Linked DNA regions of Homo sapiens: region 1 is linked to region 2. A link is an interaction called in ENCODE POLR2A ChIA-PET data of the cell type or tissue named here. Cell type or tissue: MCF 10A. All regions are shown on one strand.

Evidence for each region. Peaks named below come from ENCODE experiments on the same cell type or tissue, not always from the same donor. Only the 100,000 strongest peaks of a DNase experiment are listed, where the experiment ranks them.
Region 1: POLR2A ChIA-PET joins it to region 2 with 5 read pairs; 2 of 35 experiments call an interaction of 5 or more read pairs at or near these places.

What each region holds. Positions count from the first base shown.
Region 1 is chr2:86,231,989-86,234,488 of GRCh38, forward strand. REEP1 (receptor accessory protein 1) reads right to left here. Exons shown (of 9, transcript NM_001371279.1): 6 at 637-814. Among named protein-coding and RNA genes, the nearest start is that of MRPL35, 34 kb to the left of the region's middle. In MCF 10A, no CTCF peak of the experiment used is centred here; no DNase peak of the experiment used is centred here.
Region 2 is chr2:85,673,112-85,675,611 of GRCh38, forward strand. No RefSeq gene overlaps it. Among named protein-coding and RNA genes, the nearest start is that of SFTPB, 6.2 kb to the left of the region's middle. In MCF 10A, no CTCF peak of the experiment used is centred here; a DNase peak (open chromatin) is centred at 1,560.

The sequences.
Region 1 (2,500 bases), 560 kb after region 2:
CGATGGGCGTGTGACACCAGAGTCAGACATTGGAGGCAGAGGTGTGGTTACTGTAAGGTCCTGGTCACCACAGGAACAAGAACTCAGAGCTAGCATGGCCCTTGGTATGCAGAGGCTGGGGGTGGTGTGAGGTACATGAGAGGTCAGAGATGAGAAGGAGACAGCAGAGTGAGAGAGAGGACAGGCAATATTCAGGCAGGGAAGAGGGCCCGTGAGAGCAGTAAGCCCCGGGTGAGAAGACAACACTTAGGTATCAACAGGTATGCCTCCCCGGAGTCTGAGAAGACAACACAGAAGGCTCCCGGGGCCCAGGTCCAGTTGTGCCTGCTGCCTCCAGGCTTTGCCTAGACACTAGCCCCCAACTACCCCCAATTCCCCAGACAATCATATGGAGGAAAGGGGACCCTTTGGTGCAGGTGACCTAGCCCTGTCCCTGATCAGTCACCAGGCTGGTTTCCTGGCCGGGCCTGAGGGGTGCTCCGCCCCTTGGCTGACCTGGCATGATCTGATGGACACCCCGTTGGTGGCAGGTCCGTGGGGCCAGGGCCAGGCTGCATGCCACACTGCGGACTGGGCCTCTCTCAATGAAAGCGAGGCCCAAGGAGTGGGAAAGAGGGGAAGTAAAGTGACACCTACCTGAGCTGCTAGCGCTCTCAGAAGCACTCCTGGACATCTTAGGCTGGCCGTGTTTGCCGCTGGCCCGCCCAGACCCCGGTGGTGGGGGGCCCGAGGGAGCAGGGGCGCCGTCTCCCCTGATGGTGGTGAGGTCCTGCATGCTGAAGCTCCGCAGTCTCTCCGATAAGGCACCCTGTCCCTGGATACAACACAGGAGGGGCACACGTCAGAGGTCCTGCTCCACAGGTCACACTCGACAAAGGCCAAGAGGGAGCTCTGATGGTCAGCCAGGTGGAAATCAAGACCTGGATCAACTCTGAGGCGCAGGTGCCCAGACATAGCTGCTGGAAACACAGAGAGGGTCAAATCCCGGAATTTTCCAGGGCCTCCTCTGGGGCTCAGTAATTGCTCCTTTGGCTCCAGGATCCCTCCCTACCCTCAGACACCACTATGATGATACGATGATACGATGATGATCCGGAGCCTCAGACAGACCCAGGGCCAAGGGCGTGACTACTGCCTGCAGCTCCTACTCCTTCCAGGCCACCTGCTGCTTCTCTTGCTTTGCATAAATAAAAATCCACATGTATCTCCATTTTTCTCAGTACATGAGAATCTGGTCAGGCAATCAAAACCTAATATTCTATGTGCTTGGTTCTTATTATTTTCAAAGGACACAAAATACAGACAATATTTTTCTAAATGTTTGACAACAGAAATTTCTTTTATTTGTATAGCATATTACTGTCTACGAGGCACATTTACTTCTGCTGGTGCATTTCAGCTTCATAAAATACCCAAAAGGTAATGAATCAGAAAGGAAAAAAATGATTTAAAAAAACCCTGCTGATTGTAACCATTTCATATTCTGAGGGAGACAGAGAATTAATCTCGGGGGGAATTGTTCTTTTATTTAGAAAGCAAGATCAATCCATTTTACTTACGAAAGAGCAGCTCCTCACTGTCTGGATGAGAGAATGTGTCAGAGTGAAAATGATCACAGTGAAGGCTCAGGGATGGTGGCATTGCTTTAAGTGTGCCTCAGGGGCTGCAGAGAGAGGTTATGGAAACCTGAGAGTGGGAGGAGACTGGGGAAATTGAGAATCGGCTAGGATTTGGAGCAAGAAGTGACAGGCAAGTAACTACCAGGCAAATGAATGAACTCAGACATCTTCAGAAAGAAGAAAGCCTGGAGGGTGTGCAGGGTTCCCTCGGGTGCATGGCACTGCAGTGGCATGGGAGAGGTTTTCTATGCCACTTGGATAATGAAGGAAAGAGTGGTCCCAGAGATCTGGGGGACAGGGGGACAATACTGCACAACAGACATAACAGAACCAACAAATCAGCACAAAATCAATTCAAGCCGCTGACAAGAGGGCTGCTGGTGGGATTGATGAAATAAGCAAGGGCCAAAACAGTTGAGTAAGAGGTTTTCAGGGGTGAGAGAAGGGTTTGGAAGATTTTTTTCATTTTACTTAATATAAAAAATAATGAAAATGAACCAACAAAGCACAGCAATTCGCTGAAGTGAAAAATCCAGATAGGATCAAGGAGCAGACGCAAAATGAGTTCATTAGAGGGGAGGGGGAAAAAAAGGGGCTTGCAGTCAGGTTTAGAAGAAACGCCAGAAGAGGGCAGGCGTGGTGGCTCATGCCTGTAATCCCAGTACTTTGGGAGGCTGAGGCAGGAGGATTGCTTGAGTCCAGGAGTTCGAGACCAGCCTGGGCAACAAGCGAGACCCTGTATCTACAAAAAATTTTAAAAACTAGCTGGGCATGGTGGTATATGTCTGTAGTTCCGGCTACTCGGGACACTGAGGTGGGAGGACCGCCTGAGCCCAAGAGGTAGAGCCTGCAGTGAGCCGGGATCATACCACTGCACTCTA
Region 2 (2,500 bases):
GGACCCATGACTTTCCTCCCCTCTCCTATCCCCACTCTTCGTAGTTGAATTTATTTGAGTGTAGTTTCTGTTTCTGGGGTAGAACCAACCCATGAGAAATACAAGGCCAGTGCACCTCAGGAGGCCTCATGGTAGCAGCCTTTCCTAGCATAGCTCTATCTTATGTCTTTCTTTCAAAAGAAGGAATTTCTCCGTGGGAAGGGGTAGGGAGGTAGGGCCCTTGGCAATGAAACTTACAGTTTATAAAGACCTTTCACAATTCATTTGTTTGACCAAAAAATGGTTAATGAGCTAGGAGTTGGGATGACAATGGTCACCACCCTGGTGGACTTAATATCTATGGATGAGGGCACAGACCAGTAATCAGAGTGGAATACTACCCAGGCCTGGAGAGGAAGAGGAGACGCTGGGGGAGATGGGGCAGCTACGGGGAGACTTGGGGAGGCATAGAAATTGGCCTGGTCAAATGGTGGGGCGGGATTGATTGAGGAGGATTTCCAGGCAGATAAATAGTTCATGCAAAGGCCTAGGAAAAGAGAGAGCATGGGGCTGGTACAGGGAGAGTTCACCACTCTGCACCACAAATAGAGGTTCAGAGTGTTGGGGAGCTTGGTAGAGAGTGACAGCCAAACCCACATCTCCTGCTCCCTGGTCTGTGTCTGAGCAGCCCGAATAGCTTTGGCCCTGAACATCTCTGGGGACTGGGATCATCTCTTTTCCTTCTTCTGTCTCCCCAAGCTCAGCTGGATTCTATTAAGAATAGCCGGTAGGAGGAACTGGCAATGTTGACATTGACCTTCCTCGAATTCCCTTTTCTTTACGCTGCTGTTGTGGGCTGAATTGTGCCCTTAAAATATGTTGATGTCCTAACCCCTGGTGTCTGTGACTGTGACCTTATTTGAAATAGAGCCTTTGCAGATGTAATCAATTTAAGATGTGGTCATTAGGGTGGGCCCTAATCCAATGACCGGTGTCCTTATAAGAAAGGGAGATTGGGGCACAGAGGGAGTGCCATGTGACCATGGAGGCAGAGATTGGAGTGATGGCAGCTGCAAGCTCAGGAACACTAGGGATTGCAGCAACCGCCAGAAGCCAAGAAGAGGCAGGGAAGGGTTCTTCCCTACAGCCTTCGGAGGGTGCACGGCCCGGATTTCAGACTTCTGGACTCCATAGTCGTTAGAGAACACATTTCTGTTGCTTGAAGCCACCCAGCTTGTGGTGCTTTGTTCCAGCAGCCCTAGGAAATGCATGCAGCTGCCCACCGTATTTGCAGCCCATCCATGTTTCCCCTTCCCCACACCAAGATGTGAGGCTCTGTTTACCAAATCCAAATTGAACATTGGACATGTTGGGTTTTGGGCAGGCACAGTTCGAGTCACTCTTGCTGTGCGTGAGTTCTATGACCAAAAAGTGTGATTGCAGTAGAGGCCTTGGGGAAGATCTGAGTGTTGAATCTCAGTGAAGAAATATTCCTTGAGTAAGTGTCCAAAATGGGTGACATTTGGCTCTTGCATCAGGGCTGTCCTCTTTCATCATCTGTCAGATGTCCATTCCCCCAGGGCCTTGATGAAAGCTCATCTGCTCATCCTCCCTGCCAGGAATGTCCTTTCCCTCTGTCCCTAACTGGACACTCCCTGCAGGAAGGAAATGTGCTTGTCTGCTCATGGCTGATTCAGGCCCCAGCATGGTGCTGGGAACACAGTGGCTGCCTAATCAACCAACTGCCATTCCCTCTTTCTTCCTTGTTAATGGAACCCAAGTTTTGTTCTGGTTCAGAGAGCTGATTCTGTGGCCTCACCCTGGGGACGCACCATGATCTGGCCATACCATCTCCCTTTGCCGGTAATTACTTAGGGTAAGCATGTATTTGGGTTCTGGTCAACCAGACTGACGCAAGTTGGCTGGCGGCAGCATGGTGGGGGATCCTTCCGGGGAATGTTTTCATCCTGGTTAAAGCAGACAGATGAGGAGAAGTGCCTCTTTCTTCTTTTGGACATTCTCATGCAAGGCTGGGATGTCGAAACCATGGCAGCCATCTTGCTCCAAGAATGGGGAGACAGAAGAAGTACTGAGAAGGAGCTCAGAGCATTGACATGGCCAAGATGCTGATTTAACCAATCCCAAGCCCTTATTGTTCTGTTTGTATAATTTCTACTTGGATATTCTGTTATGTGCAGCCCAAATAATCTCAATCAAAGGCAGAAGGAAGGAAAGACAGAAAGAAACAGGGAGAAAGAACAGAGGGAGGGAAGGAAGAAAGGAAGTTAGTTAGTACTTTACATCCTTTTTGTGCAGGTTAAATTTCACATCCTCCAAGGAGGTCTCCCAGTTTCCTCAGACCTGGAACCCAATCCCCTCCCTCTTGCCATTGTACTATCTGTCCTTTGGGAGAGCTCTTAGCACCTGCCAGGCTTTGACTTGGGTGTTCATTTGGCCTGGAGGCTACAGCTTGAGCCTCTCCCATGCCGCCTCCTGGGTGCACACACATTTGGTTCTGGCC